Linked DNA regions of Homo sapiens: all the other regions are linked to region 3. Evidence: read pairs that join two places in POLR2A ChIA-PET (ENCODE). Cell type or tissue: CD4-positive, alpha-beta T cell. All regions are shown on one strand. Each heading gives the region's core, and the rest is flanking DNA. Links, peaks and the distances in the headings are about the cores only. Region 1 overlaps DOK6 (docking protein 6). Region 2 overlaps RTTN (rotatin). Region 3 has its middle 21 kb from the start of CD226.

Region 1 (5,910 bases), core at 801-4,800, 120 kb after region 3:
GGTGGCTCGTGCCTGTAATCCCAGCACTTTGGGAGGCTGAGGCGGGTGGATCACTTGAGGCCAGGAGTTCAAGACCAGCCTGGCTAACATGGTGAAACCCCGTCTCTTCTAAAAATACAAAAATATTAGCTGGTTGTGGTGGCACTCGCCTGTAGTCCTAGCTACTTGGGAGGCAGAGGCAGGAGAATCGCTTGAACCTGGGAGATGGAAGTTGCAGTAAGCCAAGATCGTGCCCCTGCACTCTAGCCTGGGAGACTGCATCTCAAAAAAAAAAAAAAAAAAAAAAAAAGACAATGAGTGTATGTTTGTCTTATATGCAAGTTTGTGTCAAGAGAGGAAGAAATAGAGGATTTTTTTAAAATGAGGTTTTAAAAATGTATAGAGCTCAAGTAGCAACAGATACATTTGGAGTTCTGTTAGATTATGGCATCTAATAAATTTTTTCTTTTTTTAAAAAAGAGGCTTTAAAACATTTATACAATTCAAATAACAAGAGACAATTTTGGAGTTAGGTTAGACTGTGTGTCTAATAATTTTTTTGTGATTAAAATGCAGCCTATTTGTTGGGTGGGGTGGCCGGGGCGGGGAAGAGAAAGAGGAGAAGGAGGAGGAGGAAGAAGGAAAGAGAAGTTCAGACATAGCTTTGAGAAAGGAATTTAGGGAGCTAGTGAGGATGGTCTCTCTTGTCTTCCTTCCTTCCTTCTATCCATTTTCATGTCTCCTACAGAAAGCCATGTACATATTTGCTGCCACAGCTCCATACTGTCATTGATGCATATCAAATGGAATTAAAAGGAGGCAAGAAGAAAGATCAGGAGATATTGTTTGTCCTCCACTCATGTTTTGGAGGTAGCAGTTACGCAAAAAGTAGTGATTGACTGGCCTTTGAGATCAGATGAAATCAGCAGGCTAATACCCTAGAGATACCTACATATTAGTGTAATTCATACTTCCATGAATGTTTTGATATTCTATGCAGCTCTTACTCAAATATTTATTTTAATAATTCACCATATGGATGCTAATATTAGATAAATCTTTTAAAAATATATTTCTTGACTAAACTGGAAGTAGAAAGAGTTGATGTTCTTTGTACATTACGAAAATAGCAGCATAATTGCTATTGAGCTGTGCCTCGTGACGTATATTTATTAAATACCTTCTTTGATGTTAGCTCTAAGCTTATATAAACCTTTACATTATTTCTAAATACATTTTCCCAAGTAAATATAGTCTCCATGATTTTAATAGTGACAAAAAGGGAAAGAAAATTCATCAAGTTCATACAACCAATTTGTTACGAAAATGTATCACTAAAAATTCATATTCAGAATAAGCTGTATTTCATTCAATATTGACAAAGAATGGGTGATTTCATCATCATTGCCACCCCTGAACATTTTTCAAACTTCTATTGGCTGCATAAAATGGAAAGGTCTCATACATTTTTCATTGTTTTCTTCAATTCATGAATTTGGCCCAGACTTACCCATTGAAGGGCATTTTTAACAGTACTGACTGCTTGATTCCTTTTCTCTCACCTAGTTTGATTTCTCTGATATTATTGGAGCTTCACACTCTCTTTAAAAGCATTATTCTCTAAAAGGAAAAATACTCATAACAAATTAATCTAGTAAGCCCATAAGAAATGCCCAGCTAATATTTAAAGGTTAAGTTTGAAAAACAGATTCTGTAAGTGTATTTCTAGACAGGTCTAAATCTGAGTGGCAAAGGCTACTTAATCATGGGCTGAAAAATAAAAGAAGCCATTGATAACAGCATGATAGTCACAGCTGCATGCATTTCACTTTTGAAGTTAAATCTTTATCTACCAAATGATGTTTATTTTCAATTTTTTTTTTTTTTTTTTGTCTATTAGCAGAGTTCTGTAGGAAAAGCCATTGTCTAGCTGTGCAACATTATGCAAGCCAGTTAAGCTCTCTGAATATCTTTTTTTTTCTTTGAGGGCGAGTCCCACTCTGTCACCCAGGCTGGAGTACAGTGGCACGATCTCAGCTCACTGCAACCTCCGCCTCCCAGGTTCAAGCGATTCTCGTGCCTCAGCCTCCTGAGTAGCTGGGATTACAGGTGCCTGCCACCACGCCCAGCTAATTTTTGTATTTTTAGTAGAGACGGGGTTTCACCATGTTAGCCAGGCTGGTCTTGAACTCCTGGCCTCAAGTGATCCACCCGCCTCAGCCTCCCAAAGTGTTGGGATTACAGGTGTGAGCCACCGCGCCCGGCCTGGATATCCGAAAGTGTTAATCTCTAGTGTCATTTTCCATATTAAATTCTATAATTCCTTCAGACCAGAGTCAACCTAATAAAAATTCAATTATATTAAAAGATGGAGTTAGGAAAACGTTGGAAATACATAATAAATTATCGGTAACCTTTCATTTAATAAAGGGCCTTCTTTCACTTTATTTTCAAAATAGCAAGCTAATAAGTGAAGGAATAAGTAACATTTTAAACATTAGCAGAATATGATTGTCAGAATTTTGTTTAATTACATAGTTACATTTCATCACATGATAACAAAAGTATAAGAAAACCAAGTAATATTACAGTGTTAGCTTTATGAAATAACTTGTGGGTAAAACCATCAATTTAGTTGTTCAAAATCTCAGCCATGCAAAGTTGTGATGTAAAGTAGTATTTTTGAACTGCTTTACCTTTAAGTGATGGAGCAAACTTTAATAGTGCACAACCTCATAGCAATATCATTTGTAAATTTTTTAGAATTATGAATAAGACATTGTTAACAATAGGTTTATTTATTGATGGTTAAGATTAAAAACTACGACTTCAGAAGAAGGTAATTTTTCAATTATGTATTTCATGTATTTTTACCAAGGGGAAAAATCACACAGACAGATTTAAAAATAATTTAATTTCCTAATTTTATTATTGCCTCATTATTATAATATTTTCTGTTCTGCTAGAAATTCACATTTCAGTTCCAGGGACAGCTGTTGCTTTGCATCTCATCCCAAAACGTAGTTCAGCTAGTTTTTAAGTACAGATGTCCCCAAATTATCATTTATCTAGAATAGATTGTTACTAAAAATGAAGTATGCCAAATCATGTATTTTCCAACAGAAGCAAATTTATAATGGGTGTTTTATTTCTTAACAAGGGCCTAATGTCCAAAGTTATTTCTTATCAAAATGATCATAAACATTATATTGAACCAACTACAGATGACATCGCTTTATGATGTACAGTATAAGACTTCACAAAGTATATATAAATTAATTAAATAAAGATTTACAAAAAGCAAATATATAACACATTATTTAATATATTTTAGAGATTCATAGGGATAAGGATTTTGCAGGATGGGGTAATTCTGTGTGAATCTATTAAGGAAAAGATAACTTCAGTGGAACACACAGAGTGGGTCAAAAGCCAAAAATGTGTGTGTGTGTGTGTGTGTGTGTGTGTGTGTGTGTGTGTGTGAGCATGCACTAAGGTTGGGGTGGAGGGGGCCTCTGCAGGTCTTGGAAAGTCTCCTGTCATCTGCAGTAAAGATGGAACTGGCTTTTATGTCAGGGAGCAGCCTGAGTTGTTGATGTCATTTATGTACTGCTTGCTATAACTAAAGTAATACAGTATTTTGTAACTGGAAAGAATCATACTCTGTTATCAGCTTTCACAACAAAGTTGGAGCTCCCACACTCTACCTGCTGATACATATATATATATTTTTTTTTTTTACAAGAGTAAGCATTATTTCTTGAACTATGCACTATACATGTGAATCTGAATTTGATTTCAAATTATTTCATATTGACATATTTTGCTCATTTCTGATGCAAATTTAATATCAAGATACTACTATCATTCTGTTCTTTATTTTCCCTGGCTTTCAGTCCCTCTGTAAAATAGTTAATGATCTGGAACTACTTTCTCAACCATTTTCAGATGTTTTCTTTGAGAGAAATCCTGCAGTGACTTAAAAAAATTAAATCATTATCTCAGTTTCCTTCTTTGCCTGACTTTGGGTTTCTGAATTTCGGACATCTGATAATAAGCAACTCTTTTGAGGCTGTGGGTCTCTTGAGGGAATTAATAGAACAATTCAATCCTAACATTAGCACAGCTACAGGCTGAGAGTGTAGACCTTGCTCCATTCGATGTTCAATTCTGTGCTGACAGAAAGGGTTGATTTTATGCTCACAGTCTAAAATCATCCTAAAAGCAGGAAAGAGTGAGGAACTTAATTGTTTCAACTGCTAACATGGGCCCAAAATAATGATTAGAAAATTTAAATCCATTCATTCTTCTGACAACTGGAATGTGGAGTTCAGACTAGGGAAGCAGGCATGGAAGATAACTTAAAAAAAACTTACTAGTTAAACAGAATTGTTAGAGGGAATATTTCTACTACAAATGTATTTTTCCTCTCCCCTTCAAATATTAATATTTACAAGATGTTAAAATCTTAAGGTAGGAGAAAAGTGTCTGAAAATTACAAGTATAATGTGGTTTTCATATTATTTAGTAATTTTAACATATTTCTTATTTAAACTTCAGTTAATTTAAATCATTGTCTACTGAAGATTATCAGGAAAAACCTAATATATAAGGTATTATAATGTAAAAAAGTCATTTCCCCAATTCTTGTTGATAATGGAAGCTTCTTGAGGCTCACATGAAAAAAATGTAGCCCTGATGTTATCAATTATGCAACAAAGTTGTTAAAAATGCCATAAATAATGACACCGTAAAGTGCTAGAAAGTGATAAAGATTCCAAAAATTATAATCACAATTACTATGTGATTGTGATGAATTAGTAGGACTGCTAAACACAAACACCTACTTAATGTGTTTTACTTTGACTACCACTTTAGGATAAGATTGAATTTCAAAGAACTGGATGACAATATATGAGTAAATAAAGCTTATACCAACCATTCATGACCTACCAGAAATCTAATGAATTGCCCCATAACACCTCTCTACTGATACAGCTGGTGATGAGTTCAGCAAGAGTAGAGGCATCTGAAAATCTGGGAAAACACTTAAATGTACAAGGGTTTATTTATTTTGAGGCCATATGGCATTTCTCAGCTCCCACTATGTCAAACTGGGAGATGCCATGGAGCCAAGGAAACATTCCTAGATCAGGACCCTGGAACTACGAGAAACAATTCTTGGCTCTTTCTTTGCCGTTAAACAAATTACAGCATCCATGGGTTTCAGTTTTCTCCCAAGGGAAACATAAAGTGGGACCTTGATTCTACATGACCTTTAAGGGTGCTTCTAGATCTAGCTAGCATTCCACCTGCCTGGGAAATGTGCCCAACTTCCATAAGAGTCTATAAACTGTCTAGTGCCTCCTCTGCTGGCATAATTGCACGAATGCTACAATAGTCACATTCTTCAGTAAGAAGGTAAGGATTTGTGGCAGGTCTGCAGAGAAAATGTGGGCAATCTTCCAAATATGTTAATAGAGAATGCACACATGAGAGTGTGAGCTTGTCTCACAGATCCAGCCCCGCACACCAGTCTCACCGATAATTTATGTTCATGATAAAATTCAAATGAGGTTGGCTATATAAAAGTGATTCTCATGTTTCTGAAGACACATTTTACTGTGGGGACTTGGTTACACATTGTTTCTTGTTAAATGTTTTTCACTAAGCCGAAAGACACATCTTTGTTGGGAATGTAGTGACTTCCTCTAGTGGCCTTAAGACATAAAGCAACAGATGTCCTCTGTAAATTGCATACTCAGTATGAGGCGACAGGGAAGAAAGCCAAGCCCATGACACTGGCCTTGGGTTAGAATGTTAGAAAGGTAGAGACCAAGTGTTACTCTGGACATTTCATTGTATTCTTTATCATTTAACCTAAATTGTTGCGTTCATGACTAGTTGCCATCCTGCCTCTCTATTCTCTCC
Region 2 (5,910 bases), core at 703-4,702, 220 kb before region 3:
TTGTTAATGTTTTTGGAAGAATGATACATAAATACCACATAGTCAGAAGTCTGTTTCTACTAAAGAATAATTTTATTTTTTCTTTGTTTCCCCAGACACAGTTTCCCAAAATTCTTCTTTGTCTTATTGTCATGAAGCAAGAGGTACTCATCATTCCCAGAATCCTTCCCCAGGAAGCAGCAGCCCTCGGCCTTCTGTGGTTGGGCGCACAGGCCAGCGACCCAGAGGAGATGGCCAGGACTGGGATGCAGCGTCCTCTAGGTGACTGCTAGCAGTGTCTCTGGGGAAATGAGAAATGCCGGTTAACTTGTGTGTGTGTTAATTTCAGAAGGAGATAATTATTTTTCTGTCCTTTTTTTTTTTTTTTTTTTTGAAACATTAACACAGGTATAGGCCTTGTGTTAAACCCTGGCTTCATACTTTTTTTGACCATGATCCACGGTAAGGACAGATAAATATTACATCGCAACTCAGTGCTCAGTACTTGAACATATGCTCTGTTTATGTATATATATGTGTGTGTATGTGTCCCCCAAAACAAAATGTTCACATAATAGTATTCTGATACTATGTTTGACACACTGAACTATATTTTCAGTTCCGATTTCATTAGAAAAGAAATGATTCTGACCCAATAAATTGTTTTTACCAGCTGCAAACGGAATATGATCAAGTTTAAAAGAATAGCTTTAAATGATAGATACATTGTTGATAGTATTTTACACATATTTTTGTAAGTCTTATAACAAATGGATAAGTGTTTACTGTTAAAAGGAATGGTTGGAGAATTTTATAAAATAAGGACTCCTTCAAGGTGAACAATTTATGGTATTTGTTTGTGTAAATACAGATTTTTTTCTTTTTTTTTTTTTTTTTTTTGAGACAAGGTCTCACTCTCTTGCCTAGGCTGGAGTGCAGTGGCACGATTATAGCCTTGACTTCTGGGCTCAAGTGATCCTTTCGCCTCAGCCTCCTGAGTGGCTGGGACCACAGATGTGCACTACCATACTTGGCTAAGCCTTTTATTTTTTGTAGAGATGGGGTCTCACTATGTTTCCCAGGCTGGTCTCGAACTCCTGGGCTCAAGTGATCTTCCCATCTTGGCCTCGTAAAGTGCTGAGATTACAGACATGAGTCACCATGCTTGGCCCCCAGTGCTTGGCACCCAGATTTTCATACACCAACTCTGCTTAAAAGGATTGGTGTGGTATTTGTATGTTACCTTATCCTTGGGTGCAAATGTGTTAGAAACATATTAGTCTCTTTAGTGTCATTCTAAAAAATGTTCACTAAGTTAAGCATTGGTCTGTTGGCTTAATTATTTTCTTGCAATACTGCTACTACTGTTAACAAGCTAATACTGATTCATACCTGCTGTGTGTATGGTGTTATGCCCTGTGCTTTGCATACTTTGTCTCCTTTAGTTGTCCTAGAATAGGATTGATATTATATATAGCATTAGTATTATTATTATCATCCTCATTGAGGTTTAGAGAGGTTAAGAGCATAACAGTTGGTAAAGAGCAGAGCTAGGGTTAAATAAAATGATAGGAGAGTCTATGCTCTTAGTCCTTATATTGTAGTTGGTTGTTCAGCCATGTTTTTCTCTTTCTCCTGAAGCCTTTCTGCCTCATTCTCTTGTGTGCTTCATGCTTCTAAGTTTTCACTCCTGAGTGAACAGCTTCCTCACTGAAACTTCCTTTCAGAGTTACAGAGAAGCCCGAGTTGTTTCCATATTTTGGGGTGCTTGGTATCTTGAAATTGAAGAAACGACAAAGTTGGTTTATAATTTGGGCAAATTTAAATGTTCCATAGCATTAATATGTCTCTTGTGATCCAGCTTCGGTTGTGGATAACATCAAAAGACAAAATTTTGAGGCTCTTTGTAAGTGTGAGGCTCTAGCCTTTCTACACTTTTTAAATCCTTACTCCAGCACTTTACATCCGAGGTAAGAACTTTTTAATGAAGAAAGCCAAGGACAATGGGATGTTCCGTTTTTTTGGGTGCATTTTTGAAGTCACTACATGATGTCGAATGTACTAAGTGAAGTAATACATTTCCCATGAGGTTTTTCTAGAAACATCCTTCATTTACTAACACTGGCTTACTCAGAACAGTGGTGAAACTCAGAAAATCTAGGAAACGGTATGAACTATTGGTTTTGTCTCTACACGTTGATTACAGAAGAGCTTTCCTATAAATCTGCTTATTTCCTTTTGGAAATGAATGGGTTATCAGTGCTAATATTGATTCCTACTATAGGAATGTTGACATGTTTTGAGATATCAGCCTGACAAGCAAAATATAGATGCATTTTTGGCTTCATTTACAATTTAGAGTCTTTTTTTTTTTTTGAGATGGAGTCTTGCTCTGTCGCCCAGGCTGGAGTGCAGTGTCGCTATCTCAGCTCACTGCAACGTCTACCTCCTGGGCTCAGAAGATTCTCCCGCCTCAGCCTCCCCAGTAGCTGGGATTACAGGTGTGTGCCACCATGCCCAGCGAATTTTTTTTTTTGTATTTTTAGTAGAGGTGGGATTTCACCATGTTGGCCAGGCTGGTCTTGAACTCCTGACCTCAGGTGATCTGCCCGCCTTGGCCTCCCAAAGTGCTGGGATGACAGGCATGAGCCACCACTCCTGGCCTTGAGTCATCTTTATGGAATTTAATTTCGTAAATTTGTCAAAGTTTCTACAAATCTGACCAGAGTTGAATGAAGCAGTAGAGTTGTGACTTGTATGAGGCTTCTAATATGCGAGGCAGCAGATATGCAGTAAATCTGTTTGGGGATTGTTTCTGTATGCAAGGTTTATCATTTGTTTATCTTGCAGTGGAAGTAGTAGTCATGCTCATGTAAACTCCAGGATATCCGTTCATTCACCTTTGGATATGGGACACATAGATCTGCCAGAGCTGGAAACTGAAGACACATTGGAACTACAATTCCAGCAGCTCAGTCTTCCCCAGTTTTGTGTCTCCATTCTGGAATCAGCTGTTCCTCTCTTAAGAACAGGTTAGTTGTTTTAGAAATCGTAATTCTGATATAATTTGTGTCTGTTTTGTATTTCGTTAGGATTTTCCTTTTTTTCTCTTCTATGTTAGGGCCTTTGGAATCTGTATTTACTTATCTTTTGGGATATAAATTTCTAAAAACCTAATAAGGTCTTTATTATTTTTAAATTAAATGTGGATGCCTTGGAGGGCTATTCAGCTTGCCCTTCCATTTTATGAGTTTTTATTGGCACAGGCTTTCATGCTTATTTTTTTTTTAGAATTTTTATCTATTTTTTGCATTTATTCTTGCTGTCATCTATTTTTTTCTTTTTTTTTTGGACTGTATGGCTATTTTAAATTTGAGCAGTGACAACATTCAGCAACTGGAATAAGGTATAAAAGGTGGACTGGCATGAATAGACCAGAATAAAAAAATCTTTGGCTTTTGCTCTTTGGAAACTTTTTGATTAGCTGTCAGTTGTTTACTCTTCCCATTCATTTCTTGCTACTTAAGCCACTTAACATGTTAAAAACAAAACTCCAAAACTGGATTCTTACCTTTGTAGTAATTTTTCTTAAAAAAGCCACAAATATTTTGAGATCCCATTTTTGTTCAGATGTACTAGGAAAATTTGAAGAGGTTGACTGAAATATACACTGGTATTTAATTGTAATTGTACTGAACAATGGTAACAGCAATAACAATATGACAGAGGTCTGCTGAGTCTAGTAATGAAACAACAGTTAGCACGTGTCCCTACTGGGTTCTGCCTTCATACTTGGTTTTGTGTGCATTATTTCGTGTATTTTTCATATCAACCCATTTTGTTTTTTCACTGGTAGTTAACTAATTTTATCTCCATTTTTACAAATGATGAAGCTGAGTTTTTGAGTGGTTTAGAAACTTGCCTGAAGTCAAACGGCTAAAAGCAGGGACTTGAACCACGATTCTTTTGAATCTAAAGTCCATGCTTTTAAATACTTTAGCATTTTGCAAGGTGTAAAGAAAGTTTTAGAAAGAAAACAGTCATGATTTTTATTCTCAAAATCTATACATTTTCAACGTTTGATAAACTCATCAGGATATAAATAAGATAACCAAGTTTTGCCCTTTTTACTTTATACTGGCAAAGTAAAAATATATATTCCAAGTTAATGGTTCTTTAAGTCCCATGTCTATTTTTTGCCACTTGGAGGTGATGGAGGAGAAAGAAGCAGGAAGGTATATATTTGGAAAACATTTAAAATGTTTTTATCCTGAGGAAAACTGTGTACTCATACTTTTTACTCAGTAAGTGCTTCTACTAGCTGGAACTATATATTAATTCATATACTAATAATGTGAAATGAAGAAAGATCTGAACTTTGGCATCATAAAGTACATATGTTTATCTGTCTGGTAAGCTGAGAAGAACAGTCTTAGACTTTAATGATTTTGCATTTAACCTTTCCTTAATTTGCTTTAAAAAGTCAGATTGATAATTATAAAGCTATATCTTGGTACATAAAAACTAAATGTTCTCCTGCCCTTTTGTGGTAAATTATGGCATGATTTGTAACTGTTCAATATCGTAAGAGATTTGTAAGAGAATTTGGTCCAGCTCTTCTAGTGAAAAAATTAATCTAGATCCTTCCAATCTGGTAGTTTGTTTTACTTTGATTCATTAGAACTTAACCTTTGGGATGCGGGGTGGGAAAGTCTCGTGTGAATGTTCGTCTCACACAGGATAATGGAAGTGGAGTCTTTGTTATTCTGTCTCTGTGGAGAAAGGAGGTTGCTCTGGTGGGTGTGACTTTGGGAAGTTTTTTTGAGTTTAAGGTGAGTACAAATAGTTTCTTTAGCAAATGTTAGCATGTTCATTTATTCCTTTAGTTGCTCCAGTCCAAGCTTAGCTTCCCAGGCAACTCCTGTGTGGGAAAATACTAATTTATGAGAAGGCTCACGCCTTCTAGTACTAAGTAGAAATTATTGGAATACGTTTTCTAAACCTTTCTGGTGCTTTGTCACATATTACGTGTAAAATGGATGGTCCCTAAATTCGAAAAATTATTTTAATCTATCTCACAGTACTTGTTAGATTATTGCTACTTTCAATATCTTTTCCAATTATAAATGTATTTGATTTGTTATGTAGTAAAGTAGTACTGTGACTGGAACAGAAGCCTTCAGTGTGATTGTAAATTGTGATTTCTCTACAGTTCTAAGAACATTAGAAAAAAAGAGAAAATGTTGGAGCATGACTAACTAGAAAATTGAGCAATATGATATTCAGCTGATTATTTTAAAGTTAAGTAACTTCTTCTCCTTTACTTTTTTCTGTTTGTATTCCTAGGTAGCAGACAAGTGATAATAAGAGTTCTGGAATTGCTTACAGAGGATATGACACTTATTGGTGAAGCAATTTCAACAGATATCTGGGATGACAGCAGCCTTTTTGGTATAGATATGGTAAGAATCAATGTTTTCTTTGGGATATAGGGAATAGTATTTTTTAAGATTTTGGTTCTTTTAAGCCGGTTTCATTGTCTCATTCGTGTTCAAAATCTTTTTTCTTTTTGACTCAATATGTCCCAGGCTTATGTTATAAATAGCCTGGAACAGGCCTATTTTTCCAAAGGTTCTGGTTACTTCTAATAGTGGAACGTATATTAAGACCAAAACCAGGCCATTAGAGGTGGTTATAGCTACTGTGATATCATTCTTTTCTTTCAGGAACAATTAGGAAATACGTATTTTTAAAGATCGTGAGTTTATTGCTATTTTTCTTATTTTAAATTTGTATTTCTTATCCTTGCGCTTGTAGAAAGTCTTCGTTCCTAGCAATATCAGCATAATTGCTTATTAGCTTTGACCTTAAACATACATAAGATAGTTTCAGAACAGCAATATTAACATTGCTATGAACAATTCTAATGAA
Region 3 (5,910 bases), core at 1,033-5,032:
CTCACTTAGCATCATTGATAGGTTCTTGGAAACTGTGGCTTTAAGTAGAACAGCATGTAACAAAACTAATTTTACCATAGGCTAATTGATATAAATAAAAGTTAAGTTTTGATGGCATATTTCTAGTCACAAAAACATCACCAAACTTCTAAATAAAGACCCCAAACACTTATAATATTAAACATTGAAATAAATGTGAGCTATACGTACTTTGAAGAAAGATGAATAAAGACAAGCAAGATAATTATTTACCCAATTATTTAAGTTCAGGGTTTTGGGAGGCCAGATTCCATCCCAGCAGCTCAGGGTGCAAGGCAGGAACCAGCCCTGGACAGGACGCCGTTCCATCACAGGGTGCACTCACACACACCGACACTCACCCAGACTGGGACCATTTAGACACGCCAGTGAAGCTAACCTGCACAGCTTTGGGATGTGGGAGGAAAGTGGAATATGTGAAAACCCATGCAGACGTGGAGACAGTATGCTAACTCCACAAGGACAGTGGCCCCAGCCAGGCTTCCATTTTTTTTTCTCATCAATATTACAATGAAATGTCATTGAATAAAATGACATTACTTGTGGACCGGTGTAGTTTGAGAAACAGTGGGTTAAACTAAGCTCGATAAACTTCTTTGCTGCTGAACTTACCAGAGCTTTTAATGTGCTGTGTTGAGTGATTTCTGTGTCTACAAAATGGGAATAAAGTCTGTAGAATTTCCTAATCCTGTTTATCCACGTAATGAACATTTTCCAAGATGTCAGTGGCAATTGGAGGATGCACTTTGGGAATCATTGCGTTAGGCAGTTTGTTCATTTACATCTCGGACTCAGGGGGTATCATAAAGGGAATCACTGACCCACAGAACTGTAGCTGGCTTCCTAACTGCTGTGATGCTTATTTTATTATGTGTTGAGTGGGGGGAAAATACCTCCCATGGGTGGGCTGTGAGGTGTTGAGGTTAAAAGTGTGGGTCTACAGTCAGATATCTGGGTTGAAATCCTCGCTTTGCTACCTAGAGGGTGAGGGAGGACATTGGGAAAATTACTTAACCACTCGGTGCCTCAGTTTCCTCAAATGTAGCATGAAAATAGTAGCAATTCCTGCTCTCTAATATTTTAAAAACAGTTAAATGAATGAAACATATAAAGCATTAGAGGGTGTCAGACACATAGCAACCATCCAGCGGTCACAATCTGGCATGTGAATCATCAGAGCATTAAGTGAGATGGTTTGTGAGGCATCTGTCTGTCAATACTGTTACTCTGAAAGCATTCATTCGGAATGTGGACCTGAGGGAAGGCTGTTGTAGGATGATTTAGGAGAAGGTGAATCTCTGACTCCGTAATGGATTCTTTGAGAACTAGGAATAGTGAGAATGGAGGTGGAGAGGCAGAGGTCGCTCTTACAAATATTTTCATGGAGACTCTTCAGGAGTTGGTGGTTGAATATGAAACGTAAAGAGGACAAGCCAAAGATGGCATCAAGATGGAGCCTCTGTGTTGGGGGAGTGGCCTCCAGGAATGATGTGTGTCCTGGATATCAATGTGTAAGACAAGATTTTAGTGTTCTAGTTAAAAATGATAGATATTTCAGTTTTTGGTTTTAATAAATGCAGGAAAATTAAGAGTTTCAGCCCATTTATGCACACACCTGAAACCTGATCAATGTTGGCGAAGGAACAATCTGATTACACAGTTGTACTACAAGGAAAATTATGCCCATGATGCAACTTTGAACTTTGAGGACATCGCAGCTTTTTATTGAGGGCACTGAAGTGGAGGAATGGCTCCTCTGAGAGGAAATTAAGCAAGAGAAAGGCATGCTGGTGCTCAGAATGAAGAAGAGAAACAATGCAAGAAGGAAGAATTGAAAAGGTCCCTAGGGAAATCAATATGCATAAATTAAAGAATGGGAGAAGAGGAAATGTGATTGCCATAGCAGAGAAAATTTAAGTAAATATGATCTTAGTAAAATGACTTAAAATAAGCCAAAGGTATAAAACATAACTCACTCTGCATATATAATAATGGACTTTAACCCAACTTTGTTTTCATCTTATTTCTCGTTTTCTTGGATAGTGCTTGTGGATCCTAACATTTGGAAACCCATGGAAGCCCAGAATACCACTATTAGAAAGGAAAAAGTCTAAAAGCATTTGAACAACAAATATTTTAGTGGATTGGTATCTTTAGTTGATAACATATTAAATGTGTGTGTATTGTTTAACTTTAGTTGAATATTCTTGTTTAACTTTAGTTGAATATTTTTTCTTCTGTCTTTATTTTTCATGATCTTTTCCTTCAAAGTATCTTCCCAGCAGTCCTCAAACCAGAGCAGTGAACACCTTGAATGAGTGGATTTTCCCAGATAATTCTGCTTGTTTCTGTGCCAAGCACTAGGGCTTGGAATAAACCTGAGTCAATGCGTTTGGGAATAAGCCTGAGTCAATGCTTTTGGGAAGAAGAAAGGAAATTAATTTGTATCTGGCTGGTGTGGTAGGCAGAATAATGACCCTCCCAAGGATATCCATATCCGAATCCCTGGAACCTGTAAATATATGACTTTTCATGACAAAAAGGACTTTGCACATGTGACTAAGGTTAAGGACCTTGAGGTGGAGAGATTAGTTTAGCCTAGATTATTCAAATTTGCCTAGTGTAATCCCAGAGTCTTTAAAGTGGATGAGGGAGGCAGAGTGGAGTCAGCAGGAGATGTGAAGAGGGAAGAAGGTTCAGGTCAGTGCCATGCTGCGGACTTAGAGATGGAGTGGGGCCATGAGCCAAGGAAAGCAGCTGCCTCCAGAAGCTGGCAGAGGCAGGGAGCAGGTTCCCTCTTGCCTGGAGCCTTCAGAAGGGCACACAGCCCTGCTGCTACTTCCATTTGAGCTCTGTGAGACCCACACTGGACTCCTGACCTAACATTTATTTTTATTTAAACTACTAAATTTGTGGTAATTTACAGTGGCATGTAGAGAATGAATACAGCAGCTCTTAATACCTACATTGTGCCAGACAGAGAGAGAGAGAGAGAAACCGAGGAACTGCTAGATAAGACAGACACAGAGAAAGAGATAAGAGCAGTGCAGAACTGCCCAGATAGCTGCCCTGCAAAATTATGAGCTGCTTTTGTTTAAGCCAGGTGTCCCCAGCCCCCAGGCAGTTGACTGATACCAGTCTGTGGCCTTTTAGGAACCAGGCCGCACAGCAGGATGTGAGCGGCGCTAGAGCAAGTGAAGCTGCATCTGTATTTACAGCTGCTCGCTGTTGCTCACATTACCACCTGAGCTCCGCCTCCTGTCAGATCAGCAGCAGCATTAGATTCTCATAGGAGCACGAACCCTATTGTGAACTGCGTGTGAAGGATCTAGGCTGCAGCCTCATTATGAGAATCTAATGCCTGATGATCAGTCACTGTCTCCCATCACCCACAGATGGGATTGTCTAGTTGCAGGAAAACAAGCTCAGGGCTCCCACTGATTCTACATTATGGTGAGTTGTATGATTATTTCATTATATATTACAACGTAATAATAATAGAAATAAAGTGCACAATAAAGGTAATGTGTTTGGATCATCCCGAAACCATCCCCTCTCCCTGGTCTGTGGAAAAATTTTCTTCCACGAAATTGGTCCCTGGTGCCAAAAAGGTTGGGGACCACTAGTAGGCCACTAAACTTTGGGGTAGTTTGTGATTTCGTGACAGGTAAAATAGATATAGATGAGATCAGTTCTGGCCAAGGAGGCACGAAAGCGTCTGCAGTGAAGGTTTTTCTTGCTGGTGAAGGAGCCTCACAGGAAGGAACGGGTTGTGCTTTTCTGCCTCTGGACCTTTCCCTGAGGATGCTCTGTCAGAGCCGCAGCATCGTCCTGGAGGGACAGGGAAAGAGGATATGCTGTACTGTGTGCCTGCAGTGGGCAGAGGAGCTGTGGGTGGGAACCCCAGGCAGTGGCCACATTCACCTCGGTTTCCCTTTCAACAAGGCTGACTGACATTTCCCTCTCTAGCAATGTATTAGACCTGAGGTATCAGTTAAAGGCTAGTCGGGAAGAAGGAAAAAAATCTAGACACTTATTCAGAATAGCATTTAAAACAGAGGGTGAGGGAGCTGTGAATCTGAAGGCCTGCATGCACAGGCTTGAAGGAGTCTCCTGAGTTCAGATTGACTTGGAGGTTTCAACAAGTCAGAAGTTCCAGCACTGGAAGAATCCACTGGCCCATCTACAGCTGTCTCCAGCCCGGGTGCAGGGAGTTTCCGGGAAGATCCCAGAAAGGAGGCTGCTTCAAGTCGCCTCTGTGTAAAGTCCTCACATCTACTCACCACAGCTAAAGAAGAACAACAAGCATACATTTCCACAAGTGGAATTGTGACAATTGTGACTGTCAGTTTGACAGAAATGAAATCCTACTTCTCTTCTGATTTCCAGACCTCATGCAAGTGCCTTTGGTTGACAGAATCTCATTTGGAATCCCGCTGCCAGGGTTTCTGGCAGGTGCAGCATCCAGTCTTCCAGCCCCTAGATACAGGGCTCTTAGGGTGGCCGTAGAGTTTGTCATCCAAATCAAGACACGTTTGAAAATGAAATGCAAGCTTGGTAATAAATACAACAAGGTGAATATTGGACTGGTTTCAGGGAGCCCAAGCGATGTGATGCAGAAAGCATAGACAGAGAGGATGGTGCTGCTTTGCAGGAGGCAGGCTGGTGCATCTGGTCAACCGTGGCATTCTATCTCCTTCTGGGATGGAGTGAGGGCCCAGCAGGAGAAAGCCTTAAGCTCTACCTTTGAGCCAGCACTTGTATTTATTAAGATCTTATTGGGCATTTTGGCACTTCCCTCCCGCTCTTTATTTATTATTTATTTTTTATTATACTTTAAGTTCTATAAGTTCTAGGGTACATGTGCACAACGTGCAGGTTTGTTACATATATATACATGTGCCATGTTGGTGTGCTGCACCCATTAACTCATCATTTACATTAGGTATATCTCCTAATGCTTTCCCTACCCCCTCCCCCCCCCCACAACAGGCCCTGGTGTGTAATGTTCCCCTTCCTGTGTCCAAGTGTTCTCATTGTTCAATGCCCACCTATGAGTGAGAACATGCGGTGTTTGGTTTTTTGTTCTTGCGATAGTTTGTTGAGAATGATGGTTTCCGGCTTCATCCATGTCCCTACAAAGGACATGAACTCATCATTTTTTGTGGCTGCATAGTATTCCATGGTGTGTATGTGCCACATTTTCTTAATCCAGTCTATCATTGATGGACATTTGGGTTGGTTCCAAGTCTTTGCTATTGTGAATAGTGCCGCATTAAACATACGTGTGCATGTGCCTTTATAGCAGCATGATTTATAATCCTTTGGGTATATACCCAGTAATGGGATTGCTGGGTCAAATGGTATTTCTAGTTCTAGATCCTTGAGGAATCGCCACACTGTCTTCCACAATGGTTGAACTAGTTTACAGTCCCACCAACAGTGTAAAAGTGTTCCTATTTCTCCACATCCTCTCCAGCACCGGTTGTTTCCTGACTTTGTAATGATCACCGTTCTAACTGGTGTGAGATGGTATCTCATTGTGGTTTTGATTTGCATTTCTCTGATGGCCAGTGATGATAAACATTTTCTCATGTGTCTTTTGGCTGCATAAATGTCTTCTTTTGAGAAGTGTCTGTTCATATCCTTTGCCCACTTTTTGATGGGGTTGTTTTTTTTTTTTTTTGTAAATTTGTTTGAGTTCGTTGTAGATTCTGGATATTAGCCCTTTGTCAGATGAATAGGTTGCAAAATTTTACTCCCATTCTGTACGTTGTCTGTTCACTCTGATGGTAGTTTCTTTTGCTGTGCAGAAGCTCTTTAGTTTAATTAGATCCCATTTGTCAATTTTGGCTTTTGTTGCCATCGCTT

The links. ChIA-PET counts read pairs that join two places held together with the same protein. Peaks named below come from ENCODE experiments on the same cell type or tissue, not always from the same donor. Only the 100,000 strongest peaks of a DNase experiment are listed, where the experiment ranks them.
Region 1: POLR2A ChIA-PET joins it to region 3 with 5 read pairs; 6 of 35 experiments call an interaction of 5 or more read pairs at or near these places.
Region 2: POLR2A ChIA-PET joins it to region 3 with 5 read pairs; 2 of 35 experiments call an interaction of 5 or more read pairs at or near these places.

What each region holds. Positions count from the first base shown.
Region 1 is chr18:69,845,572-69,851,481 of GRCh38, reverse strand. It overlaps DOK6 (docking protein 6), which reads right to left. Exons shown (of 8, transcript NM_152721.6): 8 at 2,395-5,910. Among named protein-coding and RNA genes, the nearest start is that of CD226, 99 kb to the left of the region's middle. In CD4-positive, alpha-beta T cell, for the core only: no CTCF peak of the experiment used is centred there; no DNase peak of the experiment used is centred there.
Region 2 is chr18:70,187,639-70,193,548 of GRCh38, reverse strand. RTTN (rotatin) reads left to right here. Exons shown (of 49, transcript NM_173630.4): 8 at 96-261; 9 at 2,830-3,011; 10 at 5,326-5,441. Among named protein-coding and RNA genes, the nearest start is that of RTTN, 15 kb to the left of the region's middle. In CD4-positive, alpha-beta T cell, for the core only: no CTCF peak of the experiment used is centred there; no DNase peak of the experiment used is centred there.
Region 3 is chr18:69,965,558-69,971,467 of GRCh38, reverse strand. No RefSeq gene overlaps it. Among named protein-coding and RNA genes, the nearest start is that of CD226, 21 kb to the right of the region's middle. In CD4-positive, alpha-beta T cell, for the core only: no CTCF peak of the experiment used is centred there; a DNase peak (open chromatin) is centred at 3,227.